Linked DNA regions of Mus musculus: regions 1 and 3 are each linked to region 2. The links are chromatin loops, found by intact Hi-C in ENCODE. Cell type or tissue: left cerebral cortex. All regions are shown on one strand. Each heading gives the region's core, and the rest is flanking DNA. Links, peaks and the distances in the headings are about the cores only.

Region 1 (10,980 bases), core at 332-8,331, 130 kb after region 2:
GCCCACATCTGTCTAAATCAGGAGCCTTACGATCTCCTCTGGCTCTGGAGGAGGCTCCTGGGCTGCAGCCAGGGCATCTCGCTTTTTCTGCTTGCGTTTTTTCCTCAGTTCAATGAGGTTCTGGATCCCACCCACATCAATGATCTCACGTCGCAGGTCCAGGGATGTCTTGCGCACGCGCTCTTGGCCCTGTGTGGAGATGGTCCTATGATACAAGTGATACAAGAGCCACAAGAGCCAAGCTGGCAGCAGGATGACAGCGGGTCGAGGGTCTAGCTGGCCTGTCACCTGAGCGCACACTCTTCGTTCCTCCACGCTTACCTTAACCTTTTGTAAAGCAGGACTCTGAACCCCGAGGCGCTTCTCTTCCTCTAGCACTAGCATGTCCATGGACAGCTTCCCAGGAGCGGATCTTCGAAGTTTCTAGAAAGCCATCGAAACCTACTTAAGACTAAGGATACGATTTTTTTTCCTTTTTCTTTTTCTTTTTCTTTTCTTTTCTTTTTTCTTTCTTTTCTTTTCTTTTCTTTTTTTTGTCCAGGCGTAGTAGTACACACCTACCATCTGAGCGCTTAAGACTAAAAAATGAGGATTACTGCTCTGAAGGGCCAGTCTGGTCCACATAGTGAGTTCTGGGCCAGCTGGAGTTACACATTAGCCTGTCTTAAAATCCAAAACAAAACCCACCACAACAAATTCTAGCATAATCTAAGCCCTTTTATAAAATATCATACTTCTTTATATATACTTACTGTGATGGTTTGTATATGCTTGGCCAAGGGAGTGGCACTATTAGGAGGTATGGTCTTGTTGGAGTAGTTGTGTCACTGTGGGTGTGGGCTTTAAGATCCTAGTTCCAGCTACCTGGAAGCCAGTATTCTGCTGGCAACCTTCAGATGAAGATGTAGAACTCTCAGTTCCTCCTGCATCATGTCTGCCTGGATGCTGCCATGTTCCCACCTTGATGATAATAGACTGAACCTCTGAACCTGTAAGCCAGCCTCAATTTAATGTTGCCTTATAAGAGTTGCCTTGGTCATGGTATCTGTACACAGCAGTAAAACCCTAAGACCCCTATACACAGTCCCGTATATTTTTAACCTCAATATTATATATAGTGACTAAAACAATGTGAGTGTTTTTATTGTTTAAGGGATAAAGACGGAAAAATCCTGTTCATGTTCATTACAAATAAAAAATTTAAATATTTCCATAGGGTTAGATGGCTCAGGAATTAAAAGCATTGGCTACTCTCCCAGAGGAACAAGGTTTGATTCCTAACACCTACATGACAGCTAACAACTATCTGTAATTCCCGTTCCAGGGGATACAACCCTTTCTTTTGGCCTCTGTAGGTACCAGAAATGCATGTAATGCAAGACATACATGCAGGCAAAAATATTCACACACATAAATTTAACACAAAGCCAAAATGTAAGAAAGTTTCCGTCTGTGGTTGGTTGAGTCCGTAGAGGTAGAACCTAAGGATACAGGGGTCTAATTAGGAAAAAAAAATCGTTTTGATGAGATAATTGTGACCAGAGATGGCAATTTTGGTCTTGGTGTCCCCCAAGCCCCAGGTATTGAACTTAGGTCTTGCAAGGGCTCTACCACTGAGCTACAGTCCCCAGCCCCATCGTCTTTCTCCCCCTAACAACAGCCCTTTCGGCGATATAAAAGCTTGGTAGTTCTATGCTAGATACGGCATTTTTCTCAGAAACGTTCGGCTCTGAATATCCAGAGCTTGGGTAGAGCGGCAGCTTCTGGCTTTCACGGTCACGTGGTCTTGGTATGACGAGCCTCCTCTCTGCATCTGAAGCTCTGGTTTCCCAGACTGCTTCAGTCTTAGTGATGTTCTGGCACTTCTTCCCCAGCGTCTCCTAAGCAGCGTGGGTAGACATATGTGCCCAGGTTGAGGATAACCAGGCAGGAGGGCAGCTGGGGAGAACTTGCCCCTCATGTGGCCCAGGCACCTTGCCCATTCCCACAGAGCCCTGGTTCTAGCCTCTCCCAGGGAAGGTTCTAGGTTTTATTTCCGATGTTTCCCGTTTACTTTGATTTTTCGTAGCGCTGAGCTAGAACTCAGGGCTTCACAGGACAGTCTAACGCTCTATCAAACTCTCTCCCAGTGTTTATTTTGGTGGTCCCTTGACTGCCTTTCTTGCCAGACTTCTGACTACACAACCTGGCAGGTTTGTAGGATTGTATGATTTGGAGTCTCCAGGGCTGTTCTCAGGCATCTTCCTTTAGGAAAAAAGAGATGACCTTGGGCTACAACTAGCTTGTGGGAGTCTGGCTGGATTATGAGGGAGCATCAGGGGGATGGAATTTGGGCTTAATCACCTGCTGTTTCCAGCATTTATTGTGACAGGGCCTGGCATGGAGTAGTTGCTCACTTAACACTTGTTAATCAAACAGACGATGAACAAGTGAATGAGTAATGGCCACACAGACGCAGCATCTCTGCCCATCCGGTAGTTCTTAGTTAATGGAGACTTTACCTGGTGAGCAGCAAATCTATTGCCTTCTATTCCTTCCAATACAGGAGGAATTTACACTCTAGTGCTGCCCTTTTCTTACTCTGACTCCTCTCAGATTTGTTGGTGGGCTGGCAGAGTTTGCATTCATTGAATGTTTATGAAATCGAATGCAGGTCCGGAGTAAGAAGGAAACTCCCACCTGACTCCACAGAACAGACTTCAGCTTAGAGAGGATGCTTGTAAAGACGCTGGCAGGGAGAGGAGCTGGGTGAGAAGGCTGGCACTGTGGGTACCTGTGGCCCTGCAGCCCTGTGGCTATATTTGTTAGATGAATGGATGGGGGAGGACCGTGTCCCCTCACAGAAGCTTCCAGTGTCTTGTGGCCACACTCCAGAGATGACAAGCAGATGACGTTCCTGTCCAGCAGCAGCAGCCATGGGCACACGCTCTCGGGGGAGGGAGGAGCGAGATTCCTGGGATGCTCGGCTGCTGTCCACACTCCCCTTGATAAATCTGAGCTCATCACTTCTCTTAAATGATGGGGGCCTCTGAGTTCCGATAGGCTCCCCCTTCCCCCTCTAATAACATCAGCAACATCAGAACCGGCTCTATAACAGGTCAGACAGTGGCACAGCACTCTTAACAGTCAGTGGTCCTCACTGCTCACGGAGCCTGCACCTCTTACCTGGTCTTCTCTGGTTTGTCCTTGGCCCTCTTTCTAGCCCCAGCTCTTGGTGTCTGTCACACATTTTCATGACCACTTTTATCTATCTGCTGTTTAGCCTCAAGTACCTCTCCCCACATCCCGACCACACTTCTTAATCCCAAAGGTCCAGCTCACACTCCATCCTGACCAGAGTAGTCCCAGAGGACCAGAAGGGCTCACCCACCCATTCATCACTACTCTCCATTTTCCATACGCCCGTTTCTGCCCTCTGCCTTCTTCTTAGTTGATGATACAAATAAAAGGTTACAATTAGTGCCCACCTTCGCCCTACGCACTGGACTCTAGGCTCCTGGTCCTCTACCCCCACCCCAGGGGGGGGTAATCTCACCATGTAGCCCAGGCTGGCTCCACCTCTGAGATTATAGGATTGTACCACCACACCTGGCTCAACTGTTTTTGAATAAGATGTAGAGCAGGACCAGTCAGTAGTCCAGCCCCACTTAACTTAGCCAAGAGAAAACGTACCCGTGTGTGCATTAGGCCTCTGCCAACAGTCCTGGCTAAGTCCCAGCTGCCCTTCCCCATCTCCTTTCCTGACTCCTGTCAGTTTGCTCTCCCGCAGCAACCAGCCCTGGCATCCAGGGGACATTCTGTGTGTGTGTGTGTGTGTGTGTGTGTGTGTCAGGACCTTACCTTTCTGGTTTTCCCAGAGAATACTCATCTGTCTTCTCTGTCCAGTCCAGTCTATCTCTTGAAGCCCAGGTGAGTGGGCAGGGTCTCGGGAAGGCCTGCCCCCTCCAAGTGCCTGTTTGCGGGGCTGAAGCCCCATCTCCCACCACCCACAACCATGTTAGGAACATCCCGCTTGGGCCCTGGGAAGTAGCATGTTGTCTGGACCCAGGTAGCAGCCGACTTTCCCTTCTCATGACAGCACAGATGGACCAACCGTTAACCCTGAGGCCCCCCTCCCTCCCTCCCCGACACCCTTCACCTCAGCTCCCACCTCAGTCTCTTCCTCCTGGGCAAGCCGCTGCTCGATGAGCTCTGTGGCTCTCTGCACCGCCTCGGGCCCCTCCATGGTACCCTCCATGACTGTTTCTGCAAGCCACAGGGCATGGGGTCTTTATAGGCCCAAGCACCCACCCCGCCCACTGGGCGCCTTTGTCATTAGCTCACAGGCTCGTTTCTCCATCTGTCATGAGCTTACTAGCTCAACTCTCCACCTGCCTCCCCCACCTGTCACCTTCACCTCGGACAGCCCCAGGGAGCATGGGAAGCCACTGTCCAGGCCAGGGAACTTGCCCCTCCCCTAACCTCTGGCCTACCAGAGCCAGAAGGCACACCGCCCCGAAGGACAGCTGCGGGAAAGAGGCCTGTCCAGTGTGTCCTCAGTGCTGGGAACTGGCTAAGTCTTAGCCAGGGTGAACGGGCTGCAAAGGACCTACATGCTGCCATTGGTCTGGCTGGAGTGCCACCTGCTGGATGCCCAGAAATGCTGTCTAGCTTGTGCCAGGCAGGGGAGCCTGAAAAACCAAGTATGAGCCCCAGCAGACCTGTGGGCATCCGAGACCTTCTCCAAGCAAGAGCTGGAACGGCTGCTGCCCTCTGGTGGCTGCTATGGGTCCCATGGGCCCTAGGGAAACACGGCTATGCTGCATGGCGTGTCCATTAGCCATGAACAGAACCTGTCCATCTGTTTGTTTCATCTTCCTGGAGTCCTCAGCAGAACCTAGTGTTGTTTTAAGAGCTCAGGAAGTCAGAGTTCAGAGCTAAGGCCATCTCACGAGTACTAGGCGATGCCAGACTGCCGTGGGCGGAGCTGGTCACACTCCCCGAGAACAGAGAATACACAGAGGAAAGGCAGACCTGCACTTGAGCTCCTCGCCTGGGACTCCCAGCCTGGAGCCCGAGGTCATTATGAGCTAGGTTTAATCTGCCAGTGGACTACAAATGTTCCATACTTCTACAACTGCAAGTGGCACCCGAGATTCCCCTCTGGTGATGTACACAGTCCTGCAGAAGAAACAGGAGGAGACAGCCCTGTCTGTCTCTGGCTCGCACATTTCTGGAAGCTTGTCATCCCACGCTCTGACACAGCATCCCATGTGGGCCCTGTGGGGTGGTTGCCACATGGCTATGCTGCCCTCTGTGGGTGCTCCTTCACTTTTCCTATCTGGACCGCCCCCCAACACACACACACACACACACACACACACACACACAGACACATAATTGTCCCAGCAACTGCTGCAGGAGGCAGGGTGGGAGGCACCATCTCTCCATTAAAGGAAAGCAAACTGTGTTCAGAGGTGAAGTGGCCTTTTTCAGGACCCACAGAACACAGCGAGGTTGGATGAGACTAGGGCCCCCAGGAGGAGCATCAGTTGGATGCTCTGCTGTGCCCATCTGCAGCCAAGCCAGCAGAAGCTCTGGGCTCCGGCTGGCTGGCGTGCTGTGAAACAGGAAGTCATGTGCTAGGCAAGAGAGGAGCAAAGGCTTTATTGATAAAATGCAGATGTGTCTGTACACAGGGCCCCGCTGGGCTATGACCAGGCTTCGGACCCCACCCTGCCTGGGTTACAGTTGGGGACAGCCCTGTGCAAACCCCTGCCATGAAGCCTGGCTATCCAGCCACCCGCCTCATCTCTGCAGATTGTGCTGGGTGCAGGGAGAGGCAGAGAGGCCCACCTGAAGCTCCTTAAGCCCTGGGGCCCACCGGGCTCCCTCCCCATCCAGGGGACTGGCACTGTGCCCAGGGCAGAGTCATGGTGAGGGATAAAGGGGAGACAGCAATTGCTTCCAACCCTGAGCAGAAAACTGGAGTGAGCACAGCGTGGCACCAGATGACAGGTCGCCAGGACGGCCCCCATGGCTCCAACCTGTGGTGGAGAGTGCCATGTGCCTTTTCTCCAAGGTTGGCAAGGCCTGTGTGTGGCAGGCAGCACTGCTCCCTGGGTGCTGAGCACTGGTGGATCCAGTGCCCCAGAGGGCAAGTCCCTTCGCAGCTCACTAAGAGCCATACAGCAGGGCGGTGGGAGGCGCCCCTGAAGAAGACAGCAGCACTGGAAGGCGGCAGGACTGGGCCCCACAGCCTGCAGGGCCCCCCATGGCCTCTTTTCCTAGGAGTTGGTGCCGTCAGTCCGTCAGTCCGTCAGTCCTGGGGTGGTGGGGGCTGGTTGATGATGACCTGGATGACGAAGTCTTTTTGAATCTTTGTTTCCTGGAGCCTTGTGCGGTCTGTAAGCAGCTTCCCAGAGAAGAACCATCTCTGCCAGGATGGCTCAATGCCCTCCTGGCTGTGCAGCTGCCTCTTGAGTTGCCCCACCGTGTCAGGCAGGCTGGCATTGAGCCTCACGTCCTTGCCTGTGGAGAGGCGCACTTTCAGTGGGAATTCACGGCGCACACTAGGGGTGGGCTCGGGAGGCTCCAGGCTCTCCTCCTCCGTGTGCTCCAGCAGCAAGTTCACAGGTGGGGACAGGCAATAGATGGGCAGTTGATAGCGGTTACCCAGCTCGTCATAGCATTCACAAAGAGTTCCTGTGGGAAAGGCAGGGTGATCAGTGTAGTCTGGGGGGCCTGATGTCACACACTGAATGCTGTGTCCCCCAAACTCCCATGTTAAGGCATATTTGGAAGGAATAAGATTACACGGGTAAATGACAGGACCAGCTTCCTTTCAAGGAAAAGCCCCAGAGAACCCGAGCAGTCCTCTCTTCCTGCATGCCTACCAAATAAAAACAGAGAACCCACCCAGTCCTCTCTTCTGCACGCCTACCACGTAAAAACAGCAAAAAAACCAAGAAGCATCATCAGGACTAAACAGCTGGGCCTTTGACCTTGGACTTTCCAGTCTCTCAAATTGTGAGAAACAAACTTCTACTGTTTAAGGAGCCTGCCTGTGGTCCTCTGCTACAACAGTGTAAGCAGGTTAATTCACTCACCACAGCTACCTCACTGTCCCTAGCCCTTCCCCATAGTCAGTAGACTGGGGCTAACCTCCTGGTCATCAGGTTCTGGCTCCTCAGCCACAGGATGCTACCTCTTATGTGTTTATTCAACATTGTGGTGGCTGAATGCACATGCAAGTGTTGGGTTGGGTCCCTGTCTCCTTACTGGTATGATATAATGCAGGTGGAAACACATTTATTTAGTCTTCAGTATCCTTGTAAGTGCTGGTACTAGACTAGGTGGTACTATGCACATCACGATTAATCCTTTGTGATTGCAAGAGACTCAGGCTCTAACCTGAGACTTGCCCTGCTCTGGGACATATGGCTAGGAAAAGTCACAAGCTGAGAAAGGAACACAGTCAAGACCCAGGTCTGAAGCCAGGCATGGTGGCGCACGCCTTTGATCCCAGCACTCCGGAGGCAGAGGCAGGTGGATTTCTGAGTTCGAGGGCAGCCTGGTCTACAGAGTGAGTTCCAGGACAGCCAGGGCTATACAGAGAAGCCCTATCTTGAAAAACAAAACAAAAACAAACAAAAAAAGACCCAGGTCTGTGACTGAAGGTCACTGTCACTTTCCCTTCACAGCTAATGAGGGTGCTAGGAACAGAAATGCGGCAATGCAGCAGAAGGTTCCAGATCAGTGCTTCAAATGCTCTCAGGCCCTGAGTGCCTTTTAAACTTGTAGGTTTTATTGGTGTCTTCCTGTCTTCTCACTAGGCAAAGGGGGATTCTGTCCATCCCTCCCTCCTTCCTTTCCTCCTTCTGACAGTCTCATGTAATCTAGGCTGGTCTTGAACTTGAACTTCAGCTCCCCCTGTGTCTACCTCTCATGACCACAGGCATGTGCCACTACGCTTGGTTCTGTGCCTTGTGCTTCTTTGTTCATGCCATAAAGAGTCATTTAAACGAAGAAGACAGTCACACATATAGGCATACTCCTTCATCTCCACCAGCTAAAACAGAAACTTCTCACATGAGAAACTTGCTTTCCACCTCTGCGCTAATGAAACCTCCAGCCCCAGTCCAGGTAAGGACAGAGCCCAGGCCCTGCCTGCTTACCATGAGGCAGGGTGATGCTGGCTCCATCCAGGATGGCCTGAGCCAGCTCATGGTCATTAGCTTCAGCAGCATAGGCAGCAGCCTTGAGGGCATCCCAGATCTCCTTGCGGCCCTCAAAGGCAGGTGCTGTGTCCCAGAACTCATCTCGTTTGCTCCGCAGCTGCCCATCAGTCATGGGATAGTCACTCTTCCACTTGAGCCGCTCCTTCTTCAAGGGCTCATTGCGACCTAGGTAAGACAGGTGCACAGGTTCAGCATCTTGGAAGCCACTTAAGCTGTAACTGACCCCCTCTCTGGCCCTGGCCTATCAGGGACTTCACTCTACCAGTCCCTATGTATTTAGGGCACTGGGACACTTTCTGAATAGCAGGAAAGAGTATGGAAACCCACATTAGGAATATGAAATAAAGATTTCAGGCAAGTATGTTCTTGTCCCTTGTATTTACTTATTTTTATTTTATATGTGTGCACCATGTGCAAGGCTGGTGTCAAAGGAAACCAGTAGAGGAGGGTGTTAAACGTCTTGGAAGTGGAGTTATGAACGGCTGTGAGCTGCCACATGGGAGCTGAAACTAAACGAGGGTCCTCTATAAGAGAAGCAGGTGCTCTTAACCACCGAACCATCGTCTCTCCAGCCCCTGAGCCAAGTATGTTCTGTACAGATGAACCTCAACTTACAATGTACTACTAAATCCATTATAAACTGAAAATATTCTGAGACAAAATTCAGTGTCTATAATCTACAGACCACTGTAGCTTAGCAACTCAGTCCAAGCTGAGTGTCAGCTGTCCATGAATGGCTGAGACAGCTGCTAGCCAGCACGGGGAGGGTGTCACACTGTACGCTGCTAGCAGAGGAAAAGATCAAACTTAAAAGCTGAGGTGTGGTTTCTACTGGTTGTCTGTCACTTCTGCACCTTCTGAAATCAAAAGATCTTGGGCCGATGAGACAGCTTGGTGAGTAAGGCACTACCTACATTTGTTCCCAGGACCCCACATAGTGGAAGGAGAGAACCAGCCCCTATACGCTGCCCTCTGACTTCCGTGTGGGTATGGGTATGTGTTTCTAAACTTTCTGTGATTTGTATGGGCGTCTTAGCTGCATGTGCACACCATGTGTATGCCTCGTGCCCTCAGAGGTCAGAAGGAGGTATCTGAGCCTCTGGGACTGGACTTACAAATAGTTGTGAGCCATACAAGATTGCTAGGAACTGAACCAGGGTCCTTTGTAAGAACAGCAAGCACTCTTAACCACTGAGTCATCTCTCTAACCTTGACAATGTGATTTTTTAAGGAAAAAAAATTAAGAAAGTGAAAGAAAGGAAATGAAAGAAGGAAAAAAGGAAAAGAAAGAAGGAAGGAAAGAAAAAAGACAGATAGACAATGAAAAGATCCAAAGTTAGGGACTGTTTGCACAACCTTTGCTGTTGTTAAAGGTTTATTATTTTATTTTATGGAATATCTCATGGCTGACCTAGAATTTACGATCTTCCTGCCTCAGCTTTCTAAGGTTTGAGAATATAACCATGTCCCACTGCCTCCAGCTTGTTATTGGACATTTTTATCTTGCTCTTGGATTATAAAGAAGTATATGTTCAGCATAAAAGAAATCTGGAAACAGTACAGATACCTTAAGAATAACAGAATAAGACCAGCTGGGTTAACTAGGAAGGCCCAGCAGTGCCCAGCAATGCTCAGTGGCCAGGACGCCCTTTATGGACAAGCATCCTTGAGGCTGCAGTTAGGGTCTTCCCACGGTGCCAGCAACTATGGTGCCAGCGAACTTTCCCAGTAGTCAGACTTGTGCACTAATGACAGATCTGTATCCTCAGAGTACTCCACTTCATTACAGAACGTTCGAACTGTGGCTATGGTCCATCTTTAAGCTTTTCAAGAGGATCATGGGAATAATTACCTTATAGGAAGATCCACCCCCCATGCTTTGAGAGGAAAAGGGGGTCATCGTATGCCCATGAATATGCTTCCTACCTTATAAATAGCCAAAGCCACACCATAAACAAGGAGAAACCTAGTAACGCAAACCATTTACAGCCAAGTATGCCAGAACACAGGAAAGTCCTCAGACTCAATGCCCCACCTCACCTGCCTGCCTTCTTTCTTTCCTTCCTTTAAAAAAAAAAAAAAAAAAAAAAAGAGCCGGGCGTGGTGGCGCACGCCTTTAATCCCAGCACTCGGGAGGCAGAGGCAGGTGGATCTCTGAGTTTGAGGCCAGCCTGGTCTACAAAGTGAGTTCCAGGACAGCCAGGGCTATATAGAGAAACCCTGTCTCGAAAAACCAAAAAAAAAAAAAGGCAAGGCTTTCTGCATACTAGAAATGCACCCTGGCGCGTGGCTACACCTCAGAACAACCCAACAGATGGGAAAACCAGGAGTCTGTCTATCGTCAAAAGCCAAACAGACGCTAAGCCCATGACTTTCTGATTCCAAGTCCAGCCTCTGACCACTGTACTATGCTGCCACTGGGAAAAAATTACTTAGAATTCAAAAGGAATATGGTGGACACTTTTACTTCCAGCACTTGGGAGGCAGAGGCAGGCGGATTTCTGAGTTCAAGGCCAGCCTGGTCTACAGAGTGAGTTCCAGGACAGCAAGAACTACACAGAGAAACCCTGTCATAAAAAAAAAAAAGGAAAAAAGAAAGAAATAAAGAGAGAGATAGGCAGGCAGGCAGACAGGTGCAATATTCTCCTGTACTCTGCACTTGGATCATGATATTAAATTCATTTCTTTACAATCCTTTTCCCCGAAAGGAGTTAAGATATTTTCATGCCAATATACGATTTCAATCATCCTTTTACTTCAT
Region 2 (10,980 bases), core at 1,576-9,575:
GGACACCAAACAAACATACGGTGCATATAAATATATACAGACAACACAGCCGTACACATAAAATCTAAAACAAAGATAAATCACTTAAGGAAAAAACAAACATTTTAATGTAAACAAGACAGGCTAGGCATAGTGGCGCATGCCCTTAATCACAGCACTCCAGATAGTGGCAGACAGACCTCTATGAGTTCCAGGCCAGTCAGGAATATAATAAGACCATGGCTCAAAAAACAAAAACAAAAACATTTTTTAAAGCAAGTTGGTCCCAGTACTTGTAAGTCTGCAACAGAATGCTTGGAAGTCTGAGAGCAGCCTGCACTATGAGTTTCAGACTAGCCTGTGATATATACAATGAAACACTATCTCAACAACAAAAAGAAAGGAAAGGAAGCTGGAAGAAAATTACTGAGGATTAAAAAAATGAAGCAAAAATAGAAAAAAATTGAAAACCATAATCCCAAGTAACAGTGAAAATGGCATCTCGTTTTTTCAAAGGTATTTGTAGTTGAGTTTGTTTAAAATTATAACTTGATGGTAAGATAGCTTAGCCAGCTGGGCAGTGGTGGCGCACGCCTTTAATTCCAGCGCTTGGGAGGCAGAGGCAGGAGGATTTCTAAGTTTGAGGCCAGCCTGGTCTACAGAGTGAGTTCCAGGACAGCCAGGGTCACACAGAGAAACCCTGTCTCGAAAACAAAAACAACAACAACAACAAAATAGCTTAGCCAGTAAAGTGCTTGCTGCCAAGCCTGTGTCTGTCCCTAGAATCCACCCTGGAAGGAGAGCTAACTCCCAAAAGCTGCCCTCTGACCTGCACACAACGCCACATGCATACAAAAGAATAAAAATCAAGATTTTAATATTAATTACATTAATATTCAGAGAGAAAAGGGAAAAAAAATCCCTACATCTGCTCTAAGCTATACTAGGCCAGTGTCTTTCCAGCAGTCCCTAAGAGGAGCTTATCCAACTACAGTCCTGATGAAGACCAAGTGGTTCTCAGTTCCCACCTTCCCTGCATAGCGCTGGAACACAAGTAGACCTGAATACACCTAAAGGTCACACAAGTCTCCCCAGAACTAGTCATCGCTAGAGCAGAAAGGATAGCCCAACTACTGCCTAGCTGGCCAGAACTGCTAAAGACCAGGGAGACAGGAGAGCCCAGAGGAAGAACAAAGGAACCCTAAAGTCTGTACCTTAGCAAGTATCGAACACCGTCCCCTGCATCCTTCAGGGGTTCCAGGTAGATCTCCAGCCTCTTGTAGGACAGGACCAGGTTGAAGAGATCAAACGCTGCTGACTTGGTAGGGGCAGGTGGACACTCAGAGAGAACCTCAGGCATCCCGCTGGGGCTCGCCTCCGGCCCACTCAGGTCCCGATCCGAAGTCTGCATTCTGTAATCGTAAATCCCTACACTCACGATGCACTTCCAGACTACAACACATTTCCCCCTTGCATTACAGTTCGTGTGGTTCCTAAGGTTAACTGTGAGAGGTGAACGCGAATACCCATCTCACACTGCAAGAAATTTTATTCCTACTGAAGTAGGAAGTAGCAGGGTGAAGGGGATGTCTTCGCTATAAAGCCTATCACTCTTCATGAGCCCCTCCAACGCTCCTTTCCCTCACAGACCTTTCAAGAGCATATAAACCATTAATAACCAGGTTGTTGAAAGAAGGCAGTAGGTAATGCCAAGAGAAAAGATGTCCTGTGACATCTTTCTCCTATCTTTAGCTCCTCCTTCAGGTGTCAGGGTAAGGGGGACCATCTTGTCCTGGGAAGTCTTTATGAACGCGCCAGTGTACACTGGGAGACCCTTACCAGGGCTCCCAGAGGTTCATGAATTTCTCCTAACAACACTCTTATCACGCTCTTAACCCTGGCTCCCATTCATCACTTGGAAAGGGGTCGACTGGACCCCAAACTCTCGACAGGACGAGCTAGGGAGAAAGGGAACCCAAGCAAGCGCGAGACAGGCTTAGCAGGTCAGTGCCGACAGAGGCCCAGACCACCAGCCTGTCTGAGGCCGCGCAGGGCAGGACACGCCTAAGGTCGCTGTGCCTGCAGGTGGCGACCCACACGCGGTGGGAGGGCCGGAGGGCCAGGCTCCGTAAATAAATACAGTGAGGCTGGGGCGTCACGGTCGTCACCTACCCGGACGCTGTCCCAGGAAAGGAAGAGACAGGAACGGCCAGGGGGACAGAAGGGCCACCAAGCCCCGGAGCGGTCCCTCAGGCCAGGCCCGCCCCACCCCACGCCACGCCACGCCACCTCCCACCGACGCTCCGAAGTCGCAGGTCCACCCGGGAACCGTCTGCCCCTCCACCGCCGTCGCTTCCGGGACGCGACTCACTCTGCGGTGGCGCGCCCGTGACGTCACCGCGCCCGTCCCGCCTTGGGTCCGGCCTCCGGGCTTAGCTCCTCCCACCCAAGCGCAGGTGAGCAAGCGCGTTGATACTGCGCCTGCGCACTCTTCCCTCCTTGGCTAATTTCTGGTTAACTCTGTTCCTGCCACCCAAGAGATGACTCGTTTAATGCCCGGGAGTCCTAGGACCTGGGAGCCAGCCTAGCTCCGGAACATTACAGCAAGGACAGTTAGAGAGTCTAGCGTGGTGACACACTTGTAACCACAGCCTTTTGGTTTCTGAGGCTGGAGTATTGCAAGTTCAAGGCCAGTCTTGGCTATGGGAGCTTCTGGCTCAAAAAAAAAAAAAAAAAAAAAAAAAAAAGTGGGGCGTGTGGGGGCAGGGATGGAGAAGGATAAAAAAAAAGAAAGAAAATGTGGATAGAAGCTCTGAGAACCTAGGGAAGACAGAAAACACATCTTGTATGTCAGGTGCCTATGGGTAGTGCCATTTTAACGGTGAGAGAGCCCCTGGCTTGCTGCAGGAAGACACAGCAGCACAGAAACCAGCTGTCTGCTATAGTGCTTGCCGTGAGAACGCAGAGACAAACTGTACACGACACTGAAGTTTCTCTAGTAGTATCAGTAATTTCGAGGGTTACAACATTAGCAGAGACGGAACGGTGGTCCGTAGCTGCTGTGTTCAAGGTCCTGTGCAGGCCGTTCCTAGCTCTATCCTCTTCACATCTTGTGACCCAGCTGTTGTCCCTTAAAACACACCTCCCATGGGTTTCCATTTAACCAGCAGGCAGGCAGTACACTAAGCTTTTTGTGCACATTATCTTATCTGTTCCTCCTTCAATAACCCTATCGGGGTTATCACCATTTCACAGATGAGGAGTTGTAGTCATGGTAAGTAACTTCTTTAATGTCACAGCACATAAACTGCTCGGAGCTGGGATTTGAGCCAAATACATCACTGGATGCCAGCAACCCCAGCCATACCACCACCCACACGAGGCTGCATCCACTGGCTTCATCTGTCCTGCTGTTCTCTCTCAGGTGCCTCAGTCTCAGCCAGCTGAACCCTCTTTGTTACCTGCAAGGGCCCTGGACTCTTGCCAAGTCCTCAGATTGCTTGTCACACCTGCCTGCCCCGATTCTTGCTTCCATCCAAACCCAAGCAAGCCATCATAGCAGGAGTCAGCTGTGAGCAGCCTTCCCTAGCTGTTCAGCCGACAATAACCCCTCCTCTGAGCTACCCCAAAGCTTCACTGACATCTCGTCCAGCATCTCTTTTTCAGAGAGACAGGCACGCCTGCTCTCCTCAGCCAGGACTCAGCTGCACTGGGAATCTGGGCTCTCCTCACTTCCTTCAGGCTGGTCACTGTCCCACAGGCTCTGAAATCTTTACTCTCAGTAATACCCCTTCGCCTGGAGACAAGATGCACAAGAAATTTCTTTACCTCCACTTTTGTTTCCTCCTCTGACTTGCCCGCTCTTCTGCTCATTCCTCACCTATTCAGCCCTCGCCAACTGTAATCCCGTCTTCCTGGGTCACCTCTGCCTTTCTGGCTGCCACACCCAGCGAACATTTCCAGTCTTCCTTGCAGGAGCTCTCAGCAACACTGGACACTTCGCTGTTCTTCCTTTCCCCACCTGAGCGTCCAGGAGACCACCTCTCTTGGCCTCCTACCCTCAAGGTCTCCTTAGGGTTTTTCTTCCCTTGAATGTCATCTATCTGCCACCTTCCTTGCTTCTAACCCTCCCTGGGGATTGCATTCACGTTCACATTCACCATCAGCCGTTAGCTAATGTCATCAGAAGCTAGAGCACTGGCACTATGCGCCCTATAGACCAGACTGGCCTCTGCTTCCTGAGGGATGAGATTAAAGTCGTGCAGTGCCACCGCCCAGCTCCTCAGCACATTTTAAGTGCTCAAAATCTGTGGACTGGCAAGATGACTTGGTGGATAAAACACTTGCTGTACAAACCTGAAGGACTGAGTACAATCCCCCAGCCCCATGGTGAAGGAGAAGCAATTCCCCAGAACTGTCCTCTTGCCTCCTCTCATGCACACATGCACAGCTGCAAACACACACACACACACCACATACATAATAATGTTTTTTTTAACGTTAGTTGTGGGTGGGCACTGAGAAGTGGCTCATCAATTAACAGCACTTGCTGCTCTTGCAGAGGACCTGGGGCTGGTTAGAGTTAGTGATGTAGACCCAGAGTTAATGAAATACTCTACTCAGTTGCTAGAGTATTTGCATAGCCCTAGGTGTGATCTCCAGCATCAACTCCAGGTACATGGCTGTAATCTCAGCACTTGGGGATGGGGGTAAGAGTATCAGGAGATGAGGTCCATCCTCAGTTACATAGCTAGTTCAAGGCCAGGAGGAGGACGAGGAGACTCATCATCATTGTAGGAGGTCCAGAAGTCTAGAATGCCACACGTAGTACTAAAGCTGTCTGCTGGAATCTACCTCCTCCTTTGGATGACTATTCCCAGGGGCCCCCTTAGTCTCTCAAGCACGCAGCCTCTGCAGACCCCGCTTCTCCCTCTTCTGACCCAGCTCATCCCTGAACCTACAGGGTCCATAGCCGCTCCCACTCTTCCCTCTTCCCTCCTGCACACACACCATTACCCATTCCGATACTCACCTGAGACCATCTTCATGGACACAGGGACACTCCCCCCGGACACGCCCCTGGGACACGCCCCCCAGGCCCAGGCATATTCGGCTCCTCCAGAACCTGCTCCAGCTTTGACCACCTCCTACTCTTTTCACAGCTCAGCTCAGAGCTCACCTCACCTCTTCAGGGAGTCTTCCCTCATACACCCCAGTGGGATAGGTGTCCGTCTGGCTTGCTTCCCTGGGCTTGCCCAGTCCTGCACTTGGCACATGCAAAGTCGCTTGCCTGTTTGCTTAATGGATCCTCTGCCTAGACTGAGGCTACCGGGAAAACTGGCTGGAGTAACTTCAATGCACCTAGCCTCTAGCACAACTATTCCCCAAGTGATTCATGCCTGTCAGTATCTCCCCAAGGTCTGGGCACTCACGCCCGCATCTTCCAAGTTTGCATGTTCTCGTTTCTTCCACTCTAAGGCCCAGTATAATATCTCTTCCCTTAAAATGGTGCATTGGGTCTGGTAGAAATAAGAAGTCTCATTCGCTGGGCAGTGGTGGCACACACCTTTAATCCCAGCACTTGGGAGGCAGAGGCAGGCAGATTTCTGAGTTCGAGGCCAGCCTGGTCTACAGAGTGAGTTCCAGGACAGCCAGGCCTACACAGAGAAACCCTGTCTCGGTTTAAAAAAAAAAAGTCTCCAGGAGCTCTTAGTTCCATAGGAGGCACTAATTCGACTCAGACAGAATACAACGCACTGGTTCCTCCAGTAAAAGTCTGAGCATAGGGGAGAGTTAGAGTTACCTGCCTCTGTTCCAGTCAGGTGTGGGAGAGCAGACCTGTGATCCCAGCACCATGGGTCATCCTGGGCTAAATAGCAATATCCTGCCTCAAAGAAAATAAGGCCTCCTTCCTTAGAGAAAAAAATTGCTTATTTCGATGACCTAACCACCTGGCATTCTACCATCAGTAACTCTCCCCAAAGGCAAATTTCATTTTCTTGGCAACTTTCCCACCTGTGTCTGACCTGAGGCTGGCTGTGACTGGTGGCAATGTTAATTATATTTATTTTCCCCTTCAGCTACTCTCGGATTGGGGAATATGATTCCCAAACTCCTAGGGGTTTTTTTGGGACAAATATCAGCGAATAAAAGAAGGCTCTAAAGACCAGAACAATGAGCAAAGCCTTGCCCTATTCATAAGATACTTTGGGGTTATCTTAGTTATTTTCAGTACTGGTAAAAAATGGGACCCAGGGTGTGGCATATACTAGGCAAGTGCTATAGCATTTAGATATACCTCCAGGCCTAGCTCTGACATTTTATAATTGAATTCTACATATTTGTCTCCTCCTGAAAATCATGAATCAGCAGGCTTTGCAAATAAAAACAAGAGGCTAAGAAAGAACAGAAAATGACCAGAGAGGACTCTTAACACATTAACTTGACATTTCAGAGGATAGTCTTGCATCGCTACGGGAGTGTGTTTATGGGCCACATAACTGAGTCATAAAATTCACGATGGCCTTTGGAGGAATTCTAAGCTGACATTCTGAGCGCAAGCTGGGAAGGTTGAATGGTTAAGCATGATTTCTGCCACGAGGGGGCGCACTCGCCTACCCTTCCCGAGAACTGTGAGTTTCGGAATCATCTCTGCACTTCAAATTCCGGTTCCTGGCCAGATCTTCCGTGCTAGGCTCTATTGTTTTCTCACTTCTTCAGAATATTCCTTATCTTTCTCATGTCTCTCAATACTTGTTCAAATTATTGTCTCTCAAATTGTTCAAACTTAACACCTCGGGCTGGCAGAGCTCTTGCCTGCCATACACAAAGCTCTGGCCGGATTCAATCCCCAGAACCATGGTAACTGGCCTGGGCAAGAGGGCACCTCCAAAACAAAAACAAAATTCCTTAAGGAGCAGTTAACATGCACTGCCTCACACTATTCTAGGGCTCTAGGGTTTGGAGGTGTTTGAATGGACAGTGTGTAGGTTTGGATGACACCTCAGCTAGTTCTTAGCTTCACCTGCATCTGAGGCTGGATGGAGCTTTGTCCCTGTAAGCGTTGGCGCTGAGTGGCTGCTAACTTGGTGCTGGCATGAGCATACAGTCACACTGGAAGAAGGTTTTGGTACCTTCTCAGCTGGGGCTCTCCAGAGGGATTCTTGAGTGTCTTACCGGCACTATGACTAACATTCCCGAGCAAGAAATCCAACATGGAACAAGGCAAGAAACCAATTCCCCATATAGCACTCAGTCACTTTTACAATACTGTATTGATTTTATGTGGCGGGGATGGGGTGGCAAGATGCTTGCTGCACGAACCTGGCAGCCTGAGTTTGACCCCCAAAGCCCATATAAAGGTGACTAAAGATAATTAACTGCAAAGTCACCCTCTGCACCGCTTCCCCACACATGCACACACACACACACACACACACACACGCCTCATACATAAGAACGAATACAACAATTCAGCAATTAATAACTTTTTTTTTTTAAGTGTGGAAGGAAGATTATACAAAAGTAACATTAGCAGCTGAGAAGAGCAGAGACCCTGTGGAGGGCGTGCCCCTGACCACCTCCCACTCACCACCCACATCCTGTTAAATGCCTTTGGTGGCATCTCTCATTTAACCCCTCGCCTCCTTTTCTATGCTTGGACAGAACTCTGTCCTACCTCTGGTAGACGGCCATCACCCTGCATTTCTCCCGTGGTGCCCTGAGCTTCTGAGAGCAGACATTCAACATCTGGGCATCTCCAGTTTAAACCAAGTATAGAGACCTGACACACTAGATGGTCAGTGTCTACCTGAGCTTGGTGGTGCAAACCTGCACCCTTAGTACTAGCAAGTCAGAGGGAGGATTGTGAGTTGTTGGGCCAGCCTGAGCTACATAGTCAGACTGTTTATTAAAATGCATAAATAATAAGTGAAGGGAAACGAGTTGTTTAGTGAGAATTTCCATCCTGTGAGATGGGAAGAGCTCTGCAGATGGGGCAGTGGTGATGGCTGCCCAACAAATGGTGTGAACAGACTTCATGCTGCCCCAACAGACAGTGTGACATTATGCTTCCCAACAGTGTGAACAGACTTCATGCTGCCCAATGAATAGTGTGAACAGACTTTATGCTGCAAAGAGGGAAATCGGAGTTACTGACAAGATACACAGTGTTTCTTTTGAGGCTGAAATTATTCTGGAATGAGCTGGTAGCAATGGCTTATATTAGCTCTGTAAAATTCATCTTGAAGTGAAAACTGTTATGTGGAATTCTACGTTGTATGAATTGTGCTTCCCCTTCTCTTAATGAATGGAAAAAGGAAAGAATGTTTGGCACATGTCTTCGGGTTCTCTTTAGCATTTGCATTTTCGTCTTTTGTATGTAAATGCACTCTTTGACTGTATAATTCTTTTTGATCAACAGCTTTGCTCCTGTTGCCCTTGAACGGTGCTCCATAAATACATCTTTATGTTCTTGTACCTGGGAAAGAAGAGCTCATGAGTAATGAGCTTTCCAGCTGGGAGACAGTGAGTTGTTGGACAAACAGCAAGGCAACGAACGTCGGCAGCTACATCCTTACTCAGCAGCTCTTGGCAGCCATGAAAACAACCATTCATCAAACACTGGCGCAAAAAACTCTCACAGTGGAAAGCAGCAAAAACCTCCCTAATAAACCTCATGGCTCCCACGAAAGAGGCAATTAACTATCATCCACAAAACCTGTCAGGGATCACTCCCTCACGTATAACACACTCCCTCACACAGAACCACCGGATTGATGGGCAGAGGCTGCTCGTCTGGGGACGATGGCTCTGAGCCCCTTTGCACATGCATATGACTTCCAAGGAAGTGAGTGGGGTTGCTGAACATTGCTTGCAGACCAAGATGCTCAAAAGTCAGAAACTTACATCCGGCTACCTCCCTCCTGGACCAGCCAGCTCACTGCAGAGGGAAAGTACCTCGTAGAGACCATCCCCCACTTCTGGAGACAACCCACAGCGGACCGTTGTGAGAGGAGAACCTCAGTCAACATTCTAGCATGGAATGAGGTCACAAGCTCTACCCCTAACTGACAGGGGGGAGGGGCTATGGGGTTTGTTTAAAATACACATCTATTTAATGTGTATTTTATTTTGAGTGTTTATGTGTATTTTATTTTATTTGTGTGTATGGATGTGTTTGCTATGTGTATGTATGTGCAACACGTGTGTGCCTGGTGCCCACAGAAGTCTGAAGAAAGTATCAGATCTTCTGGGACCAGAGTTACAGAGGGTTGTGAGCCACTCTGTGGTTGCTGGGAATTGAACCTGGGTCCTCTTACAAGAGCAACAAGTCCTGTAAACTGCTTGGCCACCTTTTTAGCCCAGAGAGTTTGGTTTTTTTGAAGGTGCAGCTCCTGGTGGACTGACTGTGCTCCATTGGATAGCCCTACACCTAGAAATGTGTGGAGCAAAAATTGGAGTTTTTAAATGAACAATCTAAGAAGACAAGAAGTTGGGGTGGATCTGGGAGGAGTTGGGAAGTCATGTGGTCAAAATACATTGTGTGAAGTTCCTAAAGAACTTATAAAAATGTTTGTTTTTTTAAAAGGAGGTACTAGAGAGATGGTTCTCCATCTTAAGATTGGATTAAGATTAAGAGCACTGGCTGCTCTTGCAGAGGACACAGGTTCAATTCCTAACCCTCTTGGCAGCTCACAACCATCTGTAACTCCAGTTCCACTGGATCTGACACCCACTTCTGACCTCCACAGGGACCAAGAACAAACATGGTGCATGGACATAGATGTACGCAGACCGGTCATATACATGAAATAAAAATAAATAAAATATTAAAAAATTAAACTGAAAGTATGTATGAATATTAATCAATTTTATTTTCTTAGGTTCCTAAAATGTTTTTGTTATAATATCTGGGCAACAACATCCATTAATCCAAGGATTCACAGAATATCTTTCATGAGAATATGGGGGTAAATACCTCAGAATTTTTTTAAAAAACAAGTTCTTGCTGGGTGGTGGTGGCGCACGCCTTTGATCCCAGCACTTGGGAGGCAGAGGCAGGCGGATTTCTGAGTTTGAGGTCAGCCTCGTCTACAGAGTAAGTTCCAGGACAGCCAGGGCTACACAGAGAAACTCTGTCTTGAAAAACCAAAAACAAAAAACAAAAAACAAAAAACAAAAAACAAAAAAACAAAACAAAACAAAAAACAAGTTCTTTTTCTTTTTAAGATTTATCTATTTTTATTTATATGAGTACACTGTAGCTGTCTTCAGACATACCAGAAGAGGACATCAGATCCCATTACAGATAGTTGTGAGCCATATGATTGCTGGGACTTGAACTCAGGACCTCTGGAAGAGCAGTCAGTACCCTTAACCACTGAGCCATCGCTCCAGCCCCAACAAGTTCTTGCTGTATCCAGCCCAGGCTGGTCTCTGGCTCTCAAGCTCTTGATCTGCTGCTTTAACCTTCCTGGCTCCAAGGCTAAGTTACAGGTGTGTGCCTGTATGCCTGCCTTAATAGCCTTCATCTTTCTTGGGGGGGAAATCACACTCTGGGCCCAGAATAGTAGATGCTTCCCTAGTGTGCACAAAGCCCTGAGTTCAATCTCTAGTTCAGGTGTGGTGGCGCACACCTTTAATCCTGGCACTTGGGAGGCAGAGGCTGGCAGATCTCTGATTTTGAGACTAGCCTGTTCTACATTGTGAGACCCAGTTTCAAACAAACAAACAAACAAACAAACAAACAAAAAAGTGGTCCTGCTAATCCCAGTATGATCTTTGTTTCCTGCTTGCAGCCTCCACAACTGTGCTGTGGCATGTGCACACACACATACATACACATACAAACACACATGCACACACACACAAAAGTAAACTAATACATAATATTTTTAAAAAGATTTATTTGTATTTCAGACTTTGCCCTCATATATATCTATATCTATATCTATATCTATATCTATATCTATATCTATATCTATATCTATATCTATATCT
Region 3 (8,336 bases), core at 1-8,000, 120 kb after region 2:
TAAGGCCCACTTTCACTTTCCAAAACAGCTAATGGGGGTTGGTCTGTTGTAGCTGACACTAAAAGCAGCCATTGCATAGCTTTTCAATACTTTCTTATGATTTGTTTTTTTGGTAGTTCAACAGAACAATTGTGACCCAGAACTGACATGTATTTTCCATAAACAGAGGCTAAAGGTTTTGCATGGTCCTTTTATTAATAATTGTGGGTTTTTTTTAACACATTTGATAAAGTATTAGTTAATCTGTCCCCCCAAAATGCCTTTTACACTTATTTATTTGTGGGAGGGGAGAGACATGTGTACCATGGCATGCACGTGGAGGTCAAAGGATAGCTTGTAGAAACTAGTTCTCCCCTTCCACCTTACATAGATTCTGGAGATTGGACTTAACAAATCGCTTGACAGCAAGAGCCGTTACCCAGTGTGCCATCTCGTCCTTAACTTTTATTTTAAAGGAATACTCTTCATTTAAACAATCACAAATTAACAATACTTTATCAGCATTTGAGAGGCAGAGGCAGGGATCTCTGAGTTCGAGGCCAGCCTGGTCTACAGAGGGAATTCCAGGACAACCGGGACTACACAGAAAAAAACCCCGTCTCAAAAAAAAACAAATCAAAACAAATAACTTCACAGTCTCAGACTAAGCCTTCAAGAATATTCTGTGTTCATTGAAGCACCAAGGGCAGGTTCCCACCTCTTTGGAGGGCTTGTTACCCACACTGATACAAAGTAGCAATAGCATTTGGCAACTGTCTTTATCTTCTCCTGAGTGTTAAGATTGCAAGGTCTATTCCAGAAAGAGAAATATCAATGTTTGGCTAAGTGCAAGAACCTTGAAAAGACACCCCTGACTCTTCGTCCTCTGTGCCAGCCTATCTTGGCTGCCTATCTTGGGGGAATTATACTGAGCCACTGGCTAAGATCCTGAGGGCTTAGCTCCTATTCTCAAGTAAGGAAACTGGACTACAGAGGGAGTGTGATTTCTCTTATATTTTTGGTTGTGAGCCTAGCCTTTAATGTCTGAGCCATCTCTCCAGCCTGAGTGTGATTTCTCAGTTGCTATAATAGCCAGAGGAGGAGTCTTCCAACTTCAGAGATTGGTCGCCTTCCTCCCAAAGCCCCAATCTCCTGCTATGTGGTGAATGGAGGAATCAGACAGCATCAGGAACCCAGAAGCCAAATCCTTCCCTCTACCAACCAACCAAACAACAAACCTGCCCAGGGCACCCGATGCTGGTTGCATGAGTTAGAGAGACAAAGGGGGAATTCAAAGACAACTGTGGAGATCTCTGTGAAATCCTAAATACAGGATTTCAGAAACACAATGGATACAGAAGCCAGTCTTCTGGCCCCTACACTAAGTGTCCTTGATCTTTAAGCTGAAGCACAGTGTTCAATTTGAAGCTAAGGGTTATCCCTCCAGGCCAGCATAAGCAAGTTCTAGTAGCCATGCTATCCCCTGCTCACTCAGAACGTGCACCCAAAGGCCACTGTCCCTTCACAAACATCATCTGGGTCCTGAGCTATGAAGTGGGCTCACCTGGGCCAGTGGTCACTGTCACCAAGCACCAAGCAGTTTTGCTACAGTGTTGAATGAAAAAATAAAAAAAAAAATAAAAACTGAAAAAGGGCATGACTGCTCCTAGGTGTGGTGGAGGGAAAAGTTCATTGTAGGTCAAAGGGAGAGCATAGCCAGAGGCAGAAACATCTGGGAGAGTCCAGAGTGACCAGGACCCTGAGCCACTGAGGAGAGGAAGGAGGGGACGGGGGATGGGAGGGAAGGGAATCAGGTGCAGGGGCCAAGATGTAAAAGAAAGGGGTGGATAACCAAAATGGCTGCACTCTACAGAGAAGAGCCTCTGGGATAGGGCAGCCCAGCCCCCGAGCTGGAGAGTTGGGGAAAGAGGGAACTAGAGGGTGGGGTATGCCAGCCATACCTGTAACAGGTAGGGACTGAAGGAGGCTGGGAGAACCTGGCAGCCAGGTCCGCTTTGATATATTAAATAGATCCTTCAGATAGTTCTCCCAGGGTTTGAGACTTCCCAAGAGTCTATCCCTTCCAATCTATAGCACTATAGAATCTATACCATTCTTTTTCTTCACATTCTTCCAGATTCTTCTTCTGGCTGCCCCACAGCAAGAGCATTATCACTCCCGTGTGTCATATGGGGAAACAGGGCTAGAGTATCCCACGGAGTAAGACCACTGGCAAAACTGCAACTGGAAACTAGAGTCCACTATCCTAGCTGCTAGCTTGTACCTTCTTCTCAGTCAGAGGGAAGCCATTTTCCAAGCTGGTACCCACCAAACGACATTTGTAGGGATAGTCTTAGATAGATCCCACAACTTAGAATCAGTGGGCAGAACAGAGCTTCTAGTCAGCAGTTCAAGTCTCAGCTCAGCTATGTGTTAGCTGAGTGGCTTTAGACAGTGACCACATCTCTGGGAGCCCACGTTCCCTCCTACAAGATGGTGTCATTGACAGCACTGACCAGGAATTGCTCTGGGTGGGTGGAATGGGATGGAGCAGGGCAGGGGACTGCCCTTTTCTACCTTCTCTTACTGGACCTATGTCTGTGAGGCAGATGAATCTCACATAGGATGTAGTCCGTGGCCTCAAGGAGAGGACCCAGGTTAAAACAAGAGGTGGATCAGAGGATCCAGCACATTGAGCCCCCAGGCAGGCTCCAGGGGGAAGGAGGCTGAAAACAGGCTGCCCTCCTGTGTGACCTGGCTAGCGCCTTCCCATCAGCAAGCGGGCCTGAGAGACAAGGATGCCCCCATTCACTGCCCCATGTTTTCACTACAATAACCCTGGGAGTAAAGAAGGTGCCTTAGCCCTTCCCAGATGGGGAAACAAAGGCAGGTGAGGCTCTGTCCAAAGTGCCAGAGCTTCCCCACAGCTCCCCACCCTCCTGGATCTGGCTCCCCAACTTCCCTCTTACCTCGAAAGGGGAAGGTGGCCAGTCTGTTCAGGTTCTCTTCCAGTTTCCCATAGTCTACCTCTGCGGTGGCGGTGAATGGGGTGGTCACGGGTGGGTAGATGCCGGCAATGTCTACCTTCTTGCCCTTCACATTCCTAGACAAGCCCCTGCTCAGACCCTGCCTCATGGAGGCCCAAATTTGGGGGCCCAGCATTTCTGCGGGAGGTCTGGAGCCTCAGCTGTCTGTGACCACAGGGGAACTGAGTTTGGACTCCTTCCTCCCCGCTCTGTTAATGATCTACATACACAGTTAAAATTTTGTGTTCCCACCACAACCTGTGGGCATGGCTTGGGAGCGTGCAGCTTTGCACTGGGTGTCCCAGGTCGGGGGCGGGTCTAGAGAGTCTCCAGGCCGGCTTTCTTCCCTGCTGGAAAGCCGCTGGAGAAACGCCACAATTACGGCCTAAAAGAGAGCTGGCCCTTGGGGTTTCAACACTAAAAACAGTCTCTGACAGGGACCTCTTTACCCAGCGCCAGGGCCTGGAGCCACCCACCCCACCCTTACCCCCGACCCCAACACGCACACCCTCCGTTTCCAGGCTGGCTGAACATGACGGAACTGATTGGTTGAGCTGGCCTGGCCCCGCCCTACTGTAGCCAACCACTTGCTCTTCCAGAAGCAGTTGTGAAAAATCACTCCTCCTGTCTACAAGTGGCTGCCAAGGGCCGTCACGTGTTAGCCCTCTGCTGGCCACACAGGGACACACAGCTCCATGGAACAGTCTTGAAGATAGGAGCAGAAGATGAGTATGCCACAGTGTGAAACATACCACAATCGCGGCCCCAGGGATTAGGAAAGAAAAGCAGGATGAGAGGGACAAAGCAAGGCCAGGCCAGCGTCGGGAGACCTACTAATTCAGGACCCAAGGGACTCCACATTTCCTGCGTTCCCAAGCTCACTCTAGCATCCAGTCTTTGCTCTTACGTGTTTGGAGCACGAACAGAGACAAACGCCACAAATAGCAAAGCCAGCACTTTATTGTGTTGCATCTAGGGGTGTTCCTGCTAGACTGGCTGCAGGCAGCTCATAGTAGGGGGTTGGGTGCCCAGCTCCGGGTAGGTATTTACTGGGCTGGTATAGGCTGAGGTGTCTCACGGCCACTCCCAGGCCTCTCCAGTCCGTTCTGCTCTGATTCTGGCTCGGGATGCTCCAGGGCATGCCGGGTGTCTGCTTGCCAGAGCTGGACCAGGTCCGTGGGGGTCTTTCCCGCCTGGAGAAAATAGAAGTAGACATACTCAGATTTGAGCAGTCCACCCGAAATTGTCTTCAGCTGTACCAGTGGTTCTCAGCTAGAGGCAAATGCCCAGGGGTAAAGCCATCTTGCATTTCACAACTAGAGGTTATGGTTGCTACTGCTATCTAGTGGGCAGAGACCTGAGATGCTGGGACAGTGCACAGGAAAGTCCCTTCATTATGAATCGTCCAGCCCCAGTGTCTGCAAGGCTAAGACCATCCACACCCTCTCCATGTGCTCTTGCTTCCCTCAATGTCCCTATGCTTTCCTGTGCCAGAAGAACTTTTCCATGCCCCTCTCCTGTGATTGTTCTGTGAACCAATAGATAGGCTTGGGCCAGAGGACATCTATTCATAGAAAGTCTGAGACCTACCACGAACCAACATGAGGTGCTAGAATGGCCACACCAACCAAGTAATTTGATTCCCTTTCCACTGGCCCTCCATGGATTGGGCCTGGGCACTGCGATCCCCTTCACCTATCTGGGAACCTTGGGGAAGTCCTCCCATTACCTCTCTTATTGTTTCTCTAAACTTATGCTTTGGGCCTTGACACATGAAGGGAGACCTGGGATTAGGATGGTGTAGCCAAGCGCCAATGACATGAGTACCTAGGCTGTGGCTGCCCCATGGCCTCTGCAGAACATCCACCATGCAAGGGCACCCCAAACCACCAAGCCCGAGGAACAGACTCACCAGGTTCTTAGCCATCATGTCCGCCCCATGCAAGAGCAGCAGTTTGATGATTTTGTAGCGGTTGAGTCTCACGGCATCATGTAGGGCACTGTCCCCTTCCTAGAATCAGTGTAGCACACAGGTAACCCTTGAGGTCAGTGGGTGGGTAGGGTGATAGGAGATGGGGCTAAAGACCTTGCTCAGAAGCAGACACCCTAGGGTCCTGTAAGGAAGGACTACTCGCCCTTGGCAGCCTGGTAGGCTGCTGTTACACCCATATTGGCTGAGCAGGGGAGCAAGCAAGGACTCACTCTGTCTTTGGCATTGATATCCAAGCCCAGGGAAAGAAAATGTTCCACAATCTCCACGTGTCCAGTACGGACGGCCACATGCAGGGGAGTGCTCAGTAGCTGTGCGGGAGGAAACAGGACTGTTGGCACATGGGCCTGGGCTGTGGTATCCTGGGGTGGAAGAGCTATCTCCAGCTTAATCCTACTCTCAAGTCCGAGTGCCAAAGCCTGAGCCTTGGACAGGAGAGAATGGTCCAACATACCACTATCCCTCCCAGTTGCCTGATCGTACAGCTCTAAGTGCCACCTCCTCTGGCGAGCCTACTACAGTTCCCTTCTTGCCTGGCAGTGAACTATTGTCCACTCCTCCACCTTTGTAAAAAGTCAGGGACTCTGGGCTGGAGAGATGGCTCGGCGGTTAAGAGCACTGACTTCTTCCAGAGGTCCTGAGTTCAATTCCCAGCAACCACATGGCGGCTCACAACCATCCGTAATGGAATCCAATACCCTCATCTTGTATATCTGAAGACAGCTACAATGTACTCATATACATAAAATAAATAAATAAAATCTTAAAAAAAAAAAAAAAAGTCAGGGCCTCACTACCTAGCCCAGGCAGCTGCAAACTCTCAATTCTCTTATCTCTGCCTCCCAGGTATCTAGGTTCTCCTTCAATCAATTAACATGCTTATTCATTGGAACAGTGGGACTGAGCCCATGATCTTGCACATACTAAACAAGTATGCTACCATGGAGTCACACACCACACCTGGCGCACTTTCTTTAGTAATTTTTTTTTTTTAATGAGACAAAGTCTCACAGTGTAGACCAGGCTGACCTTGATCTTAGTGGTCCTCCTGCCTCTGCCTCCCGAGTACTAGGATTAAAGATGTGAAACCATCACCCAGCTCCGGCATTTTTGAATAATTATATTCGATGCCATTAACTGAGAAATGACTGTGGTAGATGTGGCAAAAGCTTCTTGTGTTAAAAAGTAATTCCTTTACAAACATTCTCCTCCTAATCTATGTAAGAACTCCACACGTTTTACGGCTGACAAACGGTGCCTTGGAAGCCAAGGTATTTGTTCAAGGTTCCATGTAAAGAGATGGATGAATAAATGAATAAACTGATGGACAGGCGGGTGGATGATGAAGGATGGCGGATGCCAAGGATGTACAAACCCTGTATCTTCTCAGTGGACCACAGCTCCAAGAGAGTATTGTCTTTGTCTCCTCTCAGCGCTTGCTCCTGCCAAGCTCCCTGGAGGGCCGGAAGCCTCTCTGCAGCTGACTAGAAACCAGGCTGGTCCTTTACCTGCCCACCGGCCACCACTTGAGCTTGTTTGCCATTGGCTGTCCCCATCCTCCCATGCACCCCAATGTGTACTGAAGCACTGCTTCACCTTGTCTCTCACGTTGGTGTCGGCCCCCCGGCTTTGCAGGAGTCTCACCACCTCCAGGTGGCCCCCACGGCAGGCCCAGTGCATGGCTGTGCAGTCCAGCTGGAAGGGATAGATGGGATTTAACGGGAGAGCTGAAGGGAAAGAAGCTCTCTGGGGAAAGGATTGAAGCCAAGAAAGTGGAAGGACAAAAGATATGGGAATAGGACAGATAGACAGCCCAGGACCCAACTAGTCCACGTGAGAGTCCCAGAGACAATTTAGGGGGTGATGGGGCTCACTGGATGTCACAGAACACACAGAGGTAGGACCTGGCCCCCTGGTAGCCCACTGGCAGCCCACTAAAACAGATTTGACAGGAAGTAGAATTCTACAGACTAGATCTACTTCTTACCTCCCACCCAATACCTGCCCTCTCACCCGATCCTGGAAGTCCACGGTGGCCCCATTCTCCAGAAGTTTCTCCAGTATCTCCATGTGTCCCTCCAGGGAGGCCCGATGCAGTGCTGTCCGACGGAACTGTCCCCAAAGAGACTGTCAGGCCTGAGTTCCATGAAACCGAGGCCTAGGCCTTGCTAAAACTTGGTGCCTATGTGTGTTGTGCTTAGCCAGCTCTTATCCAGACTGGCCTTGGAGTCTTGCTCTGGGACTCCAGCTTCTTCACCGCTCCTGTGCAGCCAGCCACAGCTTTGGACAGCTGACGCCCGTGGCTGGCACCCCTGCTGGTCATGGCTATTCTACCTCACATGCTATGATGCTTGGTGGTGATTCACAGATGTGTGCCATGGTTTTACTGAAACCTCTTTCCAAGCTGCCTCCGGCTCATTCCTGAGTCTAAGGGAAACACTGACAGGCTGGAGTCTGCATCCCTAGGACAGGAAGTGCGGGGCTTGGATGCACAGGCAGGAAGGAACAGACTTCCCTCTCTGAAGGCCACTTTCTGCTTGGGATTCAGGGAACCCTTGTGCCACAATGAAAGTCTTTCTATGGGCTAATCATCTGGTTATGGGCAGTCTTCCATGACCCTCCTCTTGCTTTATCTTATATTTTTGTCTTGATATGCAGCAAATGGGAGGGGAAAAAAAACCATTAAGAGCCTGGAAGCAAAAGAACAGAAAAGACGTAGTTGATGTCTATCATAGTACAGAGCAGGCCCAAGGGTAGGTAGCCACTGTCAGGCTTGGTATCATGACAGGGATGAGAGCAAGGAAAAAAAAGTGCACCAGGCAACAGGAAAAAAAAAAAAAAAAAAAAAAAAAACAGATGGTGGCTATAGTCGTACAACACTGTAATCAGTGCCACTCTGAATCAACATGGTTAAAATGATGTATTTCATGTTATATATTTCCACAGTAGAATAATAAAAATAGGGACTGGGGTGTGAGTCAGTGGTAGAACACTTGCCTAGCACACACAGTGCCCTGGAGCTGCAAATGATACTAACAATATTAATAAATAATTGTAAGCCAGGCGTGGTGGTGTGCAGCTTTAATCCCAGAACACAGAGGCACAGGCAGGTGGATCTCTGTGAGTTCCAGGACAGCAAGGGCTACATAGTGAGACCCAGTCTTAAAATAAATAAAGATAATTGTAAAAAGAAGCATGAGTGAATATCACAAGGAAGAGAAAGTGTCCTATCTCCGCACACACTTTATAGTCCCTCCATCCATTCAACATGTACTGTGGCACTCATGGTCCACACTAGTACGATCTGGATCATGAGGAGGGAACAGCGTAGCCACAGGTCC

Evidence for each region. A loop is a pair of places that touch in the nucleus more often than their neighbours do. Peaks named below come from ENCODE experiments on the same cell type or tissue, not always from the same donor. Only the 100,000 strongest peaks of a DNase experiment are listed, where the experiment ranks them.
Region 1: it touches region 2 in a loop (7-fold over the local background); 23 of 42 quality-filtered maps call a loop at or near these places.
Region 3: a loop joins it to region 2, with 2.9 times the contacts of the local background. A loop is called at or near these places in 23 of 42 quality-filtered maps.

Annotation. Positions count from the first base shown.
Region 1 is chr19:42,029,293-42,040,272 of GRCm38, reverse strand. It overlaps Ubtd1 (ubiquitin domain containing 1), which reads right to left. Exons shown (of 3, transcript NM_145500.3): 2 at 8,157-8,384; 3 at 5,632-6,684. The coding sequence ends at 6,299. It overlaps Ankrd2 (ankyrin repeat domain 2 (stretch responsive muscle)), which reads right to left and starts at 4,246. Exons shown (of 9, transcript NM_020033.2): 1 at 4,151-4,246; 2 at 322-423; 3 at 31-189. The coding sequence starts at 4,237. In left cerebral cortex, for the core only: a CTCF peak has its summit at 4,754 (motif pointing left); DNase peaks (open chromatin) are centred at 1,819, 4,711, 5,165 and 5,579; H3K27ac peaks cover 416 bases.
Region 2 is chr19:42,161,957-42,172,936 of GRCm38, reverse strand. It overlaps Zfyve27 (zinc finger, FYVE domain containing 27), which reads right to left and starts at 2,370. Exons shown (of 13, transcript NM_177319.3): 1 at 2,152-2,370; 2 at 1,194-1,391. The coding sequence starts at 1,390. In left cerebral cortex, for the core only: a CTCF peak has its summit at 6,563 (motif pointing right); DNase peaks (open chromatin) are centred at 2,412, 3,371, 6,580 and 8,523; H3K4me3 peaks cover 1,528 bases; H3K27ac peaks cover 1,598 bases.
Region 3 is chr19:42,040,723-42,049,058 of GRCm38, reverse strand. It overlaps Ankrd2 (ankyrin repeat domain 2 (stretch responsive muscle)), which reads right to left. Exons shown (of 9, transcript NM_020033.2): 5 at 7,009-7,107; 6 at 6,592-6,690; 7 at 5,208-5,306; 8 at 4,918-5,016; 9 at 3,949-4,198. The coding sequence ends at 4,052. Hoga1 (4-hydroxy-2-oxoglutarate aldolase 1) reads right to left here and starts at 3,189. Exons shown (of 7, transcript NM_026152.2): 1 at 2,949-3,189. The coding sequence starts at 3,141. In left cerebral cortex, for the core only: a CTCF peak has its summit at 3,667 (motif pointing left); a DNase peak (open chromatin) is centred at 3,642; H3K4me3 peaks cover 580 bases.